2 separate regions of the Homo sapiens genome follow, and region 1 is linked to region 2. Evidence: chromatin loops called from intact Hi-C (ENCODE). Cell type or tissue: endothelial cell of umbilical vein. All regions are shown on one strand. Each heading gives the region's core, and the rest is flanking DNA. Links, peaks and the distances in the headings are about the cores only.

Region 1 (8,340 bases), core at 163-8,162, 880 kb before region 2:
GTAAATATAACTCAGATTTTGCTCAGATTAGCTACGTATCTAATTAAATATTCATCTTCCCACTGTTGGTTGAAGCTAGGAGTAAGTCAGACATACTCTGCTTCTTAAGATATAATAATTTGCCAAGAAATACTGAGGGAAGCATTTGCTGCTTTTGCAAGGAACAGATAGGTCTGGTACCATTCTTCTCTACTTCTTCCTGCCTTGAACATGCTGTCTGCTGCCCTGAGGCAATTAGCAAGGGGATGAAAACTATGAACAGCAAAAGAGAGAGATCTGGGCCTCTAATGCATTGTTGTGAGCTGATCAACTCTAGGATACCACCTTCCTTCAAACTTGGTATATAAAAACACATTAACTCACTATTTTATGCTGCTGTTAGTTGAGCGCTGTTACTTATAGCTAAATTTATTCCTAACATGGACACCTTCTTGCTTCTGCTCCCTAACCCTCACTTTCCTTCTCACCATTCAATAGGAGTCTGTATGCCCTCCCCTCGGAGCTGATTTCATAGGGTTTTTCCCCTCATAGGTCACTATTCATGGAGTTGAGCTAGCAAAGCTCATCCCAGCTAATAAATATATTTAATATTATTGTTATATCATAATTCTGACTCATAAGTAAATTCAAAGGTGAGATTTCTATGAAAACTGGGAAGGAATAGAAATAGATAGTGATGCTAACCAGCATGTAAGGGGCCCTTTACATTTTACAGAGGCCTTTTGCAAACACTCTTTCATTTGACCCCACAGCAGCTTTGCACAATAGGTATGATTAATAGTCAGTCCTCTTTTACAGGTATGAAAATTGAACCTTAGAAAGATTAAGTTACTCCTCACTGTCATACATCCATTATAATATAAACCTCCTGCTGGAGACTTGGTATGACAATACCATAATTTATACCATTTCTACTTAATTCCTTTGCTTGTTGGGATGATAACAAAGATTAACATTTATCAAAGAGATACCAGTGCTGTAGGCATTTGCTGGAACAAGAGTGTTATATGTGTTATTGCATTTAATCCTCACAATCCTATAGCCTGATACCATTAATATACCCATTATAGATGAGGAAAGTGAGCCATTATCCAAAAACAATCCACCCTCCTCAGCCACTCCTCAGGCTGTTCCTGACTTAATGCCTACATAGCATATCCCTATCTTTAGCTCCTAAGATGTTGGACTTTTGTTTTTGAGTGAAAACCAAGCTTCTAAACTAGACTCACCTGATCTTCTGGCCTGTGTTTGTACAATTATTTATTTCCATTGCTGTTAGACTGTAAATATCCCCTGTCTTTAAGAACGGCAACAATCTGGCCAGGAGCAGTGGCTCATGCCTGTAATCCTAGCAGTTTGGGAGGCTGAGGCGGGTGGATCACTTGAGGTCAGGAGTTCGAGACCAGCCTGGCCAACATGGTGAAACCCTGTCTCTATGAAAAATACAAAAATTAGCTGGGTGTGGTGGCGCCTGCCTGTAATCCCAGCTACTCGGAAAGCAGCAAGCCGAGATCGCACCATTGCACTCCCACTTGGGGCACAAGAGCAAAACTCCATCTCCAAAAAAAAAAAAAAAAAAAAAAGGCAGCAATCTGTCTCATATCATGTAAAATTGCAGCATTAAACTATTTGATTTTATTTTCCTATTGAAATGATGTTAATGAATTTTGGCTCTGAAAGCCTGTACTTCAAAAAAAACTCATTGGATTCCTGACTTTTAAATTAGCTTACAGTTTTCTTTCAACTCCAAGAAGAAGGTTTAATTTAAAATGTACTTAATAAGAAAGTATGCACTTCAAAGATAAGCAAATACAGTTTTCATGTGGTTTAAAACAAGGACTTTATTGATCAATACAAAGGTTGGGGTGGGGGAAGAAAAGTCAATACATAAAACAAGATACTTGTACTTATTCTACTGATACTATTGACATCGTATTACTCTTGAACAAAAAAAATCAGGCAGATTTAGACAGTGGGTGTTTTTTTTTACTTGGATATAAATATGTAAATGATTCCTTTTTGTTCTGATAACACAATGGAATAATGTGGGTTCTAGTTTTATCCAAATTCTGCCATTTACTGGTTGCTAGTTACTAGACCATTAACAAGTTGATGATACTCTCTAAGCCTCAGTTTCCTCATCTCTAAAATAAAGCTAATATGTTGACCCCTCATTTTTATTTGGAACTTTAAGTAAACTAATAGATTTAAATTGTTTGGCCAGGCATGGTGGCTCATGCCTGTAACCCAGCACTTTGGGAGGCTGAGGTGGGCAGATCACCTGAGGTCAGGAGTTTGAAACCAGCCCGGCCAACATGATGAAACCCCATCTCTGCTAAAAATACAAAATAAAAATTAAAAAAATAAAAATAAAAAGTTAGCTGGGCATGGTGGTGGGCGCATGTAGTCCCAGCTACTAGGGAGGCTGAGGCATGAGAATTGCTTGAACTCGGGAGGCAGAGGTTGTAGCGAGCTGAGATTGTTCCACTGCACTCCAGCCTGGGCGACAGAGAAAGACCCTATCTCAAAAATAAAATAAAATAATAATAATAAATCGTTTGCCACATGCCTGTATATAGTATGCATTCAGCAAGTATAATTCATACTCTTCTCTCCTTAAATCTCCCAAACTAACTTGATTATTTTAACCATGCTTCTCAGGTTTGTTAGCTTTTGAAATAAAGGTATTTCTAGAAACCTGATACTAGGAAACAGTGTATTAAAGAAATAATAAATAAAAGTCATTTTTAGGATATAGCTATCACTTTTGTGACCTAAATAAATAGTATAGGCTTCATATTATAATGACATTTTGTATGCTCTTTAAAGCAATTTTATTTATTTTCATTTTCTTTTTAAGCCCTGGTGAATGTCCTCATTCTTGGGTTTTACTTTCTAGAAATGCTTGAAAATAGATAAATAACAATATTGCATTATGTAGATGACAAAAGACACGTACATGAAAAAGTGTATATTTCCAAAGAAAATTGGAAAGATCTCCATCTTTCTATATAAAACTTTGAAATGACATTGATTAAATTATAGAGAAAGGCTTTGTTTGGTAATTTTCTTAATCCCTAGAAATTCCAATCATCTTCAACTGAAGATGGCAATAACGCTCCTTGTAAGTAGGACAACGGGAGCTCATGACATCCACAGTTGTTGGAGAATGAGATTTCTGACTTTCAGAAAATCATGTGTCTGAATTTACTGCAAATAATTTAAACTGTGGCTTTCAAAGCTGCCCCTTAGAGTCCCGTGATAACTTGTGCATAAGTCTCTCAAGCCTGCTTTACATTCTATTTTCTTTTTATATATACCTTTCTTTATCACTACAAAGTGTCCCTATTGAGATTCAGAGACAAGACTTAATTTGATTTTGTGTTAATAATACCATCCAGCATAATGGCTGACACAGGCTGATAGACAGTCGATACAATTTTAATAGAGTAAAAGAGAAAGAAAAAAAGGAAAGATGGAAGGAAGTAAGGAGTAGGGAAAGAGGGAGGAAGAGAAGGAAGGAGGGAAGGAAAAAGAATGAAGGAAGGAAGGAAGGAAAGAAGGAAGGAAGGAGGGAGGGAGGGAGGAAAAGAGTGAGGAAAAAAGGAAGGAAAGGAAAGAAGAAAGGAAGCAAGGGAGGGAGGGAGGGAGGGAGGAAGGAAGGAACGAACGAAGGAACGAACGAAGGAAGGAAGGAAGGAAGGAAGTCTCCTTTGTATCAGAATTGAAAGCTCATATTTATTTCAGTCTGCCTTTCTTAAAGTGACCACATTTTGAACTGAGTTCATTACCCAAGCAGTCATTAAAGCAATCCTATTGAAATACTATTACTCCTTTAATTTGTAATGACTTCACCTAACATCATCTTTTGTCTGAAAGGTTTTTATTTGCAGATGGCATTCAGACAAAAGGTTAGTCATTTTTTAATCAAATTTGAAGCACAGTAAATGACAATTGCTCCTTGGTAAAAGATGACAAAAAAAAAATCTAAGAAACTTATGTTTTATTTTGTACTTCTCCACAGTGTGGCAGCAGAGACTTAAGAAGTGGAAAAAGTCATTCAGAGTCTGGTTCAGGGAGACTCAGGCCACAGAGATATTCTCAACACATATACATGAGAATCAAATGGCAATAGGTTCATCTGTGCTCACAAGTCCTGAACAGAAGAAAATATTGCTTAACAAGCATCTTATGTTTGCTGTAAGATATGCATTGGCTTAGCTGAAGTTCCCGCAGCATTTAATAGGTAAAATCTATTGGAAATGTTAATATTTCTTTTGGACTGAATAAAGGTCTACATAATTGGCTGATTTATATGATATTAATCTACTGAAAGAATGTCCAGTTAATTGCAGCAAACCTTTATTAAACAATGAACACAATCTCGCTTTATGGCAGTTCTGTTAAATAAAAATAGCAGCAATCCCATATGGGTGTCACAAGGATTAGATGAGATAACACACTAGGAAGTGCATGTGGCTTGTGTGGAGTAAGCGGAAGATAAATGCTGTTACATTGTTACCATTTTCTCCACTGCTACCATTGCCATTCCACCTCCACTCACCTGATACCACTATGTTCCAGGCAGAGAAACACTAGTCATTTGTGGAGAAACAAAAATGACTAACAGGACAGCCCTGCTGTGGAAGAGTTCCTTCTCCAGTAACAGAGATGAAGGTGTAATTAAATAACCATGTCATTGTATGATATGAGAACAAATCCATCTACCTCCACATGTGGCTTGGGATTTGCCTTTACCTTTACTATTCCAGAAGACTCTCGTTCAGGCAAATAACTTAACAGCTCATTACGTTAAAGAAACTTCCTGAAAAATCCATCAGCTCTTCATGAGAAAGCATCAACAGACAACAAACTCATCTTTATCAACAGCTTGTGTTGGTGATATGTGAGAAGCTGGCATTGGACAGATAAGTACCAGAAGGTAGCATAATACACTATGCATCCTTTATCACTGGCATGAAGAAATCAGAAAAACATGGGTTTGAATCCTAGATCTGCCTCTTACTATCTGCAGGATTGTGTTCAATGTATTAAATAATCATCAGCATATTTTTGTATTCACCAATAGTATTTTCCCCAGTGGTTTGCTGTGAGAGTGGAATAGTGTAACATAGGCAGAACCTTCAGCCTTCACGTGGCATGTGCTAAATGCTCAATACATTTTTTCTCATCTTCCTCTTAATCATTCTCTATTAACTGCTCTTTCAACGTTGCTACTTTATTGTTTTTAGTTAGCTGTCATTTAGATAACCACAAGAGGAATGAAAAGAATCCAAATCCTTGGATGAACAACGGTACAAAACATATTTAGTCCACTCTGTTGGGTCTATGGATCTGTACGACCTGAAGGTAGGAGAAGGATTTAGGAGAGCTTGGTTTACTAATAAGCCTAAAATAGCACCTCCTACACAAGAAAACAGGTTAAAATTATGATCAAACACTAGTCAGGTTTCCTTTCACAAAATAGGTGTAGGTCCTTTCAACAAAAGAGCTTTGTAAATTACAGCAGATGACAAAGACCTTGAGAAAAGTGAAGGTATTAGCCTTGTGTTGTCACTCTTTCTAACGTGAGGCTGTCAGACCTTCTAAAAAACCAGAAAAATGTTAACTGTAAGATGGTCCCTGACCCTTTGGAGACAATGCGGTTTCCCTGATGTAACCTTACAAATGAACCATTTGGGTAATTTGCATGAGCTGATATTGTTTCTAAGTGGTATTTATGCTTTCAAAAATGACAGTAACATGATGTCTTTAGTAACATTTCCCAAGGAGTGAACATGTTCAGTTCAGCAGAGAAAAGCATAGTGTCACTAACTCCAGGCAATCAGATTGCTACAAGCCTAATGTTTTTCAACACAGCACACAGAGGAAAAGGACAGATATTTTAGAAAAGACATCATTGTATTATTGATATCCACACAATAAAATATAACTGCTTCAAGTAAAGTGTATGTTTCCACAGAGAACTCAGAGCCAACAAAAACAGCCCTAATGGGAAAAATAGTAACTAAATAATTATGGCTCTTCTTTCCTCAAAAGAATTAAAATTGCATTTATGGATAAGCAAACCCAATCAACACAGGGTCGTTGGAGGGTTACAGAAGAAACAAGATAAAAATAAAAACGGAAAAATTCAAAGTAAAAGGAGGGATAGAAATAGGAAGCAACTGTTAAATTAAAACAAAAAAAAGTGAAAGAAAGACTCTCTCTCAATTAGATATTCTCAGATATTTGCCCTCACCTCTCACAAAGAGAGTAGTGGAAAATATAGGCTCTCCACTCCTTCCCAAGGAAAGCATCACTATCTAAGCCTGATGTATTCATCTTCTGGGGGAGATGTGTGCCTGCAAGAAGACATTTCATTATTTACCAATTAATTAATTAACTCATTCATACTTTCTTACTTCTATCCTAAACATGACCTATGAAGTCCATTTGATTTAGCCACTACCTATTTCCCAGTATTACCTAACATAATATGTTCTTACATTCTAGCTATCCTAAATTTCTTTCAGTGGCTTCACCATCTCCCTCCTTTTCTCTAGAAATGATTTCTTCCTTCTTTACCAAGCTGGTTTCCACTTATCCTTTAGGTTGGTGCTTAACCATCGCTTCCCTAGAGATTTCCATATGCCCCTCAACTAGGCTGGAGCTCAGTGATGGGGGCTCCTGATCTGGAAAAACTCTCCACTTCTGTACTGCCATACTCATTGCATTTATAAGTTTCTTTCTCAATGGGTGCTATAGTTTGAATGTGCAAAGATCATGTGTTGGAAACTTAATTCCCAGTGCATTTGTGTTAAGAAGTAGGAACTTTAGGCTGAGTGAGGTGGCTCATGCCTGTAATCCCAGCACTTTGGGAGGCAGAGACGGGTGGATCACGAGGTCAGGAAATCGAGACCATCCTGGTTAACACGGCGAAACCCCGTCTCTACTAAAAATACAAAAAAATTAGCTATGCGTCGTTGCAGGCGCCTGTAGTCCCAGCTACTCAGGAGGCTGAGGCAGGAGAATGGCGTGAATCCTGGAGGCGGAGCTTGCAGTGAGCCGAGATTGTGTCACTGCACTCCAGCCTGTGACAGAGCGAGACTCCGTCTAAAAAAAAGAAAAGAAGTAGGAACTTGAGTAATTAGATCATAAAGGCTTCAGTCTCATAAATAGATTAATGTCATCATCACAGGACTGGTTCATTATCCCAAAAGTGGGTTCCTTAGAAAAGGAGGAGTTTGGTCCTTCTTGCCTTCTCTCTCTCTTTTGCCATCTGCTCTTCCACCATGGGATGACACTACAAGAAGGCCCTTGCTTGATGTTCATCCTTCAGCCTTGGACTTCCAGACTTCCAGAAGCATGAGACAAATAAATTTCTGTTCCTTATACATTACCCAGTCTGTGGTATTCTATTATAGTAGCACAAAATTGGCTAAGAGAATGAGGTCTGTCTCTTGTGTTCACCAGCGTGTTATCATCTTCTTGCAGACCAGCTGCAAAGAGTAGTAGCTCAATTGATTATTGTTCAATGACAGAATAAACAAATCAAGAAACTGGTTGATGAATGAAAAACATCTAGCAAGGAAACTTATGTTGAGCTCTAACCTTGAGCAAAGTGCTATGAGAAGCAAGGGTGTAGGTAAGGGAGGAATCATAGTGTCTTCCTAAATATCTTCAGAAAAAGTTGTCATTTCCCCCTTTGTTGTCCCACGAATAATACTTGTATCTCATGTATAATATACATAAGTTCTCTTCATATAGCCCAAAGTTGAGTCAATGTACAAAGTAATCCAGCTCTATTGAGTCATCTAAAATCTAGGTCAGAAACTGTCACATGTGCATATCAAAGGGCAGAATAAGTCCTACCACAACAATCACCCTTTTCCTTTCACCCACTGAAAACTAATGAAAGGACCTGGGGAGAAGTACAGGAGAGACAAGATTGGTGGATGTTCTTTTTCTCTCTCAAACTCCCCAAACTAAATTGGTTGTTGACATCTGTCAGAGTCACTAATCAATATTTAGGGTACTTATAAAAAGGAAAGGCTTGCATCAGTTTCTTCTCCTGTAGACAGCTGAGCTGAAGAATACTCAGGTCTCCCTCAGCACGAGTCAGAAAATCTGTGCAGAACCCTGTGGAGTTGTGTCTGGGAAGAGTTTTCGAACATGAAGTTATGCCTGGGAAGAGGAAGTTTAGGAACATGAAGTTGTATCTGAGAAGATTTTAGCAACACATGAAGTTTAGGAACATGGAGTTGTGTCTGAAACGGTTTAGGAATGTGAAGTTGTGCCTAGGAAAAGGAAGTTTAGGAACACGAAATTCTATCTGGG
Region 2 (8,340 bases), core at 199-8,198:
TCAGTTAATGTTTTTACTTCCTAATTTTGTATGTTCTCAACCAACTTCAGTTTGGGCATTCTGAACTCAATACTTGAAACATGTAAGTCTGTTCTAACATTGTTGCTTCTCTATAATGAGACCTATGTATAGATTCCAATCAGCAACTAAACCTAAGTTGCCATCTGTATATATTACTAATATAAATATATTGAACATACATATAGTTACATTGTTACATTTATCCAAAATATCCTGAGATTTAAAAATCAGTTGCCACCTATTAATGACCTGAAATATTAATATACATGTACGTTAGTATATAAATCTAGTCACAAAAATAGTCATACACAAATCTAATTTCTAACTGTTACCTAAAAAGCAGGTTAGTATATAACATTATATATGTAATCTGTAGATATAATGTTTACATTAAGAAAACAACTTTTGGCTGGGCTCAATGGCTCGTATCTATAATCTCAACAGTTTGGGAAGCAAGGGTTGGAGGATCACTTGAGGCCAGGAGTTTGAGACCAGTCAGGGCAACACAGTGAGACCCATCTCTACAAAAATAAAAAGAAAAACAGCCGGGCTACTGGCTTGTTCTTGTAGTTCCAGCTACTCAGGAGGCTGAGGTGGGAGGATGGCTTGACCCCAAGAGCTCGAGGTTACAGTGAACTATGATCCCCACTGCACTTCAGCCTGGGCAACAGAGTGAGACCTCAACTCTAAAAACAAAACAAAACAAAACAAAACAACTGTCATGAAATAAAAGAATCATAACTGTTTCCTTAAGCAGAATATAACCAACTATACCTTATTATGAAACTAAAACTCAAAACAACTAAGATAAGAATAAAGTCTGATACAATTTTATAGATAATAAACACCGTAAAAGCAATGAAATGTGTTGCCAAGCACGGCGGCCTCAGCATTGGCAAACATGGTTCTAGCCGTGGGCATGGTATAACCTGCCAGCATGTCCAGCAAGCCAGAAATTCTTTGGATCTTAGTTGTCAAATTTTTTAAATTAGGAAAATGATCATGCTGATCTCTAAGAAAACTGAAACATCTGTTAGCAGTTTACAATTCTATGAAAAATAGAGAATCTCAGCTATAAATCATAAACGACAAAGGTGGGAGGAATACAATATATTACTCACTTCCTATATACAAATATCAAAACTCTAATTGAAATACTAAGGATGAGTAAGTGATCGCTCATCACTCTCCACGCTATGAGTAACAAAATCCCCTTGAACATTTTTAGCAGAATCTCCATCTTCTTCCAAGTGTTTGATTTCTTTTCCAGTCCTTCCCCACCGCCAGCACCTGTTCTGTTACCTAAAATAAGGCATGTTTAAATGAATAAATGCTTGCTGAATGGGCAACATCTTCCAGGAAGGAAAATTCCTCACTTCCTATGCAGAGGCAGGAAAAAGAAGAACAAGAAAGTTATCTCCCTAGGTACAGCTGACCAGCAGGTCAAACAGGTTAAACACCGAGCAAACAAAAAAATAGTGATAAATAAGAATTATTCACTCCATTTCTTATTAGCTTATCTTTGTCATTTCCAAACACCATCTTGTACATAATATATCAATTTACCAGGAGACCATAAACCAGGAAATATAGCCAAATCTATCCACTGGCTGCTTTATTTCCCCCACCATAAAATAACATCTCTAAAACTCAAACCTAAAAGGCTTAAGTAGAACTATCGGTTTTATTATTGTCAAGCAAAATAACATTTCTAATGCAGTAACCCAGTGAAAAGTGAACATTTACACTAGAATGGGTAATCTCAGGATGGCTCAGAGAATTGTTCTCTGTACATAAGCAGTTAATCTCTCAGAATTTGAAGTTTATTAAGCTAAACGGCTTGATTCTTTTTTGCATTTCTCGAATATGTACTTTTGAATCCAATCTGATTCAAACCTTTAGACTTCCGCTGAAAAGAGATCAAAGTTGTGTCAATTTTGCAGACATTGTCTTGCATACGAGAGAACTGAGAACCACAGTGAGACTCAGGACAGGAGATGGGTTAGACTGCAGTGTAGCAAAGACCAGTGAGCGAGAACTTTTGCAGTAGAGCTGTTTTTAGAATTCCGGAATGGGATTTAATCAGTACTTCAGCATGAATCTAAGGAACTTTATCTGTTTAAGTACAAAATAAAAGTCAACATAAGAGCCAATATTGAAGAATGTGAACCTTAAGTGGTAGCTCTTCATTTGCATTCAAGAATAACTTTCGTGCAGCAATCACCCCCACCTGGCCACACCAAAAAGAGTAAGAAACTTAAGACCGAATATAAAGCAATGAAAAGGCCACGACCATGTTGAAAATAGTATTAATAGGATCCAAGGAATAACGCAAAAGTAAGGCAACGTAGGAAGTTTTTTAGGCATTTCCATTTTCAAAAAACATCCTGAGAGATCCTTTTAAAACCTGGTAATATTTAAAACTAGACTTATAAAATACAGCAACCCAAAAATCACTTTGATTTATGTGCCAAAATCAATACACTTAACCATGCAATATATATATATAACTGACTTATGTGTAACTCTAATTAAAATACCCCAAACCACTAATTTCATTAAAATAGAACTAAATGCTTATATTGTAAAATATAAAAATAACAGATCGACACAATAACAAACACCTATTTATTATATTAAATACAAGCCTGAAATATTAAGTACAAATTACAGATTCCAAGAAATTACATTTCACATCCCAAAATGTCCTGTTGGTGCTTTGACAACTAAAACAATGTTTTAGAAAGATTTTGTTTCAGATCCTAAAAAATAGCAACAATTTGGGGATAAAAATAAGTAAAATCCAAAACTTCAAAGTTTATTCCAAATTCTTTTGAATCCCTATGGTGGCTGTAAACAGTTTTTAAATGCTCATAGCTTCAAGGAATGTGAGTATCACAGTTTATATGAATTTCTGCCTAGGAAGCCCAGCAATGTTACACAGTAGTTTCGTGTTTCCATAATCCAGTCCTAACATTGCCAGTGCTATCGGTACCGAGCAAGGGTCCCTCCTGCCCATTGCTTTTAATTGGTCCATTCTGAATGGCCAAGTTGAGGCCATAAGATTTTTGCTGATTTTCAAGTTCAACCACAGCTGGCTTCCTTAACGCATCTTTTTTACTAGTGGTTGAAACTGGCTTTTCAAAATTTCTGCTACTTTTGGGAAGTGTGCTACAAGCATCGCTGCTGTCTTGCTGGGGTGGGTTGTACTGTCTCTCTCTGTAGGCTAAATAAGCTCTTCGGCTCCTCGAGTGTCCTTCGTTATTGCCCAGCCGGCTTTTAGGTAAGCCGTTCTGCACGCTTCCTTCCACGCTCGTTGGGACATCGTAGGCATATTCTCTCAGGACTGTGAGTCGGCTTGCCCGGTGTCCTTTACTTCTGTTTTTATGGTGGCGGCTTGAGTGCACATTTGTTCGAAACTGAACTTCTAAAGGCGCCACGTGCATTTTAATATCATTGTCCATTGAATGTTCTGTCAGACTATTATCAAGCTGAGGGGTGGAGTTCAAAGGTAAAGAATTGGCATGGCACTGAGCTGCAGCCGCCTGCAAGTTTGTTAATTTGCAGCCCTGGGAGGAATTTTTGAAGCTTGAAGCACTTTTGTTTGTGCATGAAGACTCCGCACTGCTATTGGGGCATTTGGGTGCCTCTCCATTCGTCCCATTAGAGTTGGGGGGCTGGACGTTGACTTGCACTGAATACGAGCTCCGTCCTGGGCAGCAAGTCATGATCCACGCAAGTCTAACATCCTCCCTATTAACACAATGGTGGACCACGAAGAACGCACTGAAGCTTAAACTTGTGGCTCCAAAAACGAAGCTAAAAACCAAGTCCAAAGGGTAATACAAAGAAACAGCCAAAGCCCCAAACATCCACAGTGCAACATATAAGAGCAAAGTAAGGCTGGCCCCCAAGAGCTGAGAATGAAAAGTGTGCTCATTTTCCAAGGCTGATGTAGAAATCAGAGACAAAGACATTGAATCCTGATGATTTATTTCGCCATTTTCATTGGCTGCCAATCTCTGTTGCTCCTCCGTGGGCTCCTTAAGCTCATATTTGCGCTCAGGGTGTCTTTTCAACTGAATAAATATGCTCAGAAAGTACATGCAGTTTACAAAAGTGATGAAGCTGGCTGGCCCATAGAAGGCTCCCAAGGAGGGTTCCCATGCCATCCAGCAACTGGAAAAGAAAATGGTAAACCAGATCGATGCTACATGTTTCAACAAATTATCTACGAAATTGCAATCACCTGTAATGCCTAGAAAATACTTAAAAGAGAAACAACTGGGTCAAGTACACAGAGAATATAAAATACTCACTAGGGTGCGTTTGGCCGACTGCCGTAATTCTTAATGTTCGCTGCTGCAGTTATGCCGCAAACAATGATGGGGATACCACCACCAATCAGGTAAAATCTAGAAGGAGGAATCACAGGAAAAACCACTCATCATTCCATTTCTTAACATGTATCTCTCATAATGTCTCAGTACTTCAAAAGTCATTCCCTGAAGATTAATTATTATCTTTATTCCAATAATAAGCTGAGAGTTAAGTTGGGAGGCTGATTTATTAGCAGTAATGTGTTTTTATTTTGTTTTTTAGATTTCTTGTTTTAAAGCACAAGGTCTAGTAAGTTTCTGAGTAGAGGAAAGCTGATCGGCTTCTGCCACCTTGTGGACAGGCAAAGTAACACTCTGAGCCTGCTGGTAGGATTTCAGCTTACTTACTCTTACTTTTTTTTTTTTTTGTAGCAGGAACTGGCTTCTTTTAGATTCAGCCGGTGAACTGAAAAGTGCCTTAGTTCACACAAGAAATGTAATGACATATTAATTACTGACTAATGTTCAGCTCAACCTGCATGTCCCAGGACTGCCCACTGCTGTGTATCTCATCGCCAGTCCACTGAGATTAAGGTAAGGAAGGTATCTGGATCCCAGCAGCTTCACAGAGTGCAGAGGCCCTACCTGACCCCTTTTCCAAAGAGAGGTGGGGACAGCAAGGGAAATGATGGTGCAATAAAAACTGATTGAAACAGAGCAGTGACTGGTCCTACAAAGAAAAACTCTGTGCTCATCTCTGAGCTCCTTGATCTCTCTGAAAATAAATTTCCATTCTGGGTAAGTCAGAATCTTAATTTTGCGTTTGCTCCTTCCTGAGACATGGCCCCAAATCTTGCACTGGGTGGATAAAGGCAATATCTCTGATACATTTGTCCATATATTGTTTCTTCCTTGTACCTAGTTACTAAAATCCTTTAACATGATGTTAGTACTGCTGAAAACTAATTACCCTATAAAACTATAATTCTGCCTTCTATTCCACAGATTAGAGAGATGCCAATAATACGTGACCTTCCCCTTCTTCCTGCTGTACTAATTCACATCTGCTTCTTACCTGAAAAGAAAGTATTATTTCCAAAATTAATCTTGGGTCCTATCACCCTCTCTGTCTTCTTTCAACGCCCCCTACCCCCGTTCTTGTTATCAAATAACCCTATTTTGCATCTTTAAAATCTTCTCTATTGCTTATTTCTAGCATGCTTCTCTACTGCTTATATATATATATATATAAAATACATATTATATATATATAATACGTATTATATATATATAATACGTATTATATATATATATAAAATACGTATTATATATATATAATACGTATTATATATATATATAAAATACGTATTATATATATATTCAAGTTTCCCCATCTTCTAAAACTTTCCTTGAACTACCACTTCTTTTCTCTCTTCCTTCTGCCAACGCTGGTACCACCACTTTCTCGCCTTTATCACCTTATTGTCAGCTGTACCCACTCACCACCATGATGCTAAAAATGTCCTCTCTGGGGTCAGAAGAATCTCACTGGCAAATCTCGTGTCCCACCCTCCAGGTAGGCAGCAGTGTTGCTCAGGCTTCCATAAGCTCAAGGATATGGGGGAAGCAGGGCTAGAGGGCGGAGCTTGAGCTGTCTAATGCAAAGAGGATACTTGTGTGTCATTTGGGGACTGCAGAGAGTTTGAAGCACCAGCTGCCTTTTCCTTAACTCTTTATCTTTCTTCTCAGAACCTTATAGGAATGAACAGCTGCTTAAGGTTAAGATTCCCAAGTTTCTAAGCCAAACACCATCATCTCTCATTTCTCTTAATAGAAGTGAGGGAGGTGTCAAATCTCATCCTACAACATAACTCTGGGGCCACGGAGCACCCCTGCTGCTCCTTGTCAAACACAGAACCACTCTCCCACAAATCATCCATGTTCTCGGGTGTTCTCTTTCTGCAGCCAAAAATCCAGTGACTTTTTCCACGGCCCATCTATTAAACATTAATAAGGTCCAAGTATCGTTCTTTTCTTAACTAACTTCTCCCTGGGAGTTCCTATTCATTATCATGGCTTCAGTGACCACATAAGGAAATGTCTCCTGCTCCTCCTAGACAATCTCTAGCTTGTCCTCTCTGCTGAGCCCTGGACTTCTAAAAAATGTAAACATTCCACAAGAAAGTACTGAGGAGCCTGCCACCCCATTTCCCCTCTCCATGTCTCCCCCGCCCACCTGCCATTTCTGCTTTTCCTATCTTATTTCTCAGTTGATGGAAACACCCTCCGTCAAGGCACGCTAGCTAGCTAGAATAGACAACTTGCAGCCATCTTCAAATTTCTCTCCCTCACACAACTCTCTTAAATCCAGCTGGACATCAATCCTAGAGAAACTGCCTCAAGCCTCTCAAACTTGTGTCCTCTTCTGTGTTCTCCCTGACACTGTTCTGGTCTTCATGGGGGCTGCCCTAATAACCTCAGCAGAATTCCTTGTTCTTAGGAATTCTGATTTATACTCCATACTAGAGCCATAGCTATCCTTCTAAAATGACACCATGTCAGGCCACTCCCTTAGTTAAAAATCTTCAGTGGCTGCCCACATTTTAAATAGGACACACAAAGGCCTCAAAGCCAACTTTCATCCTGAATTCCTGCTACTTGACACCAAACATCTGAGGCTCCAGCCAAACTGCATTCCTCAAGGTTTCCTCAGCTCACTCTTCACTTCTACACTTTGTCATGATCACAGTAAAGTTCACGCCAGTGGTCCAGCATTTCCTAACAACCCCCCGCCCCCAAAATTAATGGCTTCTTTCTTTACATTTTCAAAGAACCTATCTCCACTATGCTTCTCACACAGCGCAGTCAGTGCTCATGCCTTTCTCCTCCTGCAGACTATAAACTCCCAAAGGGCAAGGGAGTCTTCTGTAAATCCCTGGCCCAGGGCCAGTGACATATCAGGCATTCAACAAGCTTGGTCATCACTGATAGATTTTATTCATCCAGCATGATAATCCATTTACCACTTTTCATATTATAATGGATAGGAAAAACACACAAGTCTTCTTGTCCTTTGCATAGAATAATTAAACTGATACATACTTGAGTATGACATAAGACCTCAAGGAAATAAAAACAGCTGACAGTTTCATAGAGCCGATTATATGGCCAATCCCCTCTTAAGTGCTTTGCCCATTTACTCATTTATTCCTCACAACTCGAGGATGGGAGAATCAGCCCCACTTTTGAGATGATCTTGGAAGGCTCAGAGAGGGTACAGAAGTTGTCTGAGGACTCGCAGCGGGAAGGATGCCTGAGCCATTTTCAAAACCAGGCAGTCCTGCATACAAGTCCGTTCTTTTACTTCCCAAAATTCACTCAGCAATTTTGTTATAATTTATGATTATGCTTCAATGAAAGCAAACAAAACAATTAATACAACAAAGATATGAGATACCTGAGCATTGGTCTTGGTGGAGGTGGTGGTTCATCAGGATCCTGGCATCTTTTAGCTTTTTTAGTGACTTGTTTGTAGATATTTCGAGCTGTCACTCCTACCCATAGTACTGTGGCAAGGGTGGAATAGTGAAGAATTATCCCAACCTACAAGGAAGATCAAAGAATAAATAAAAGAAAAAAAATGTTCCTACTAAGGCTTACCTCAAAATTGGTAAGTAACTCAGAAGTCTGATTTGAAAGCAGCAGGAAGGCCTATCCTAATAATCAACTCTGTTGCCTGCTAAGGCAACACTGTGTTCTAATAGACATGTGACAGGGAATCACAATCCTCAAATACACAAACCAACAATTGGCTCTAGGAAGCCCACAAACTACCATTTATACCAAAGACGACCCTTAATACAGGACAGAACTGGCTCCCAGACATTAAACCAAAAGTGTGTTTTTCATAGATGTGACATTATACATTAGAGTTCATTTTCTTTTTTTTTTTTTTTTGGGACAGAGCCTCGCTCTGTCACCCAGGATAGAGTGCTGCAGT

What was found. Peaks named below come from ENCODE experiments on the same cell type or tissue, not always from the same donor. Only the 100,000 strongest peaks of a DNase experiment are listed, where the experiment ranks them.
Region 1: a loop joins it to region 2, with 16 times the contacts of the local background. A loop is called at or near these places in 5 of 110 quality-filtered maps.

What each region holds. Positions count from the first base shown.
Region 1 is chr4:21,508,518-21,516,857 of GRCh38, forward strand. All of the region lies in intron 1 of KCNIP4 (potassium voltage-gated channel interacting protein 4), which reads right to left. Among named protein-coding and RNA genes, the nearest start is that of MIR7978, 48 kb to the left of the region's middle. In endothelial cell of umbilical vein, for the core only: a CTCF peak has its summit at 4,056; a DNase peak (open chromatin) is centred at 4,044; H3K27me3 peaks cover 2,838 bases.
Region 2 is chr4:22,384,748-22,393,087 of GRCh38, forward strand. It overlaps ADGRA3 (adhesion G protein-coupled receptor A3), which reads right to left. Exons shown (of 19, transcript NM_145290.4): 17 at 7,798-7,943; 18 at 4,341-4,436; 19 at 2,629-4,200. The coding sequence ends at 2,958. Among named protein-coding and RNA genes, the nearest start is that of MIR12115, 130 kb to the right of the region's middle. RefSeq lists an enhancer at 546-1,745. In endothelial cell of umbilical vein, for the core only: a CTCF peak has its summit at 4,712 (motif pointing left); DNase peaks (open chromatin) are centred at 1,184 and 4,674; H3K27ac peaks cover 670 bases.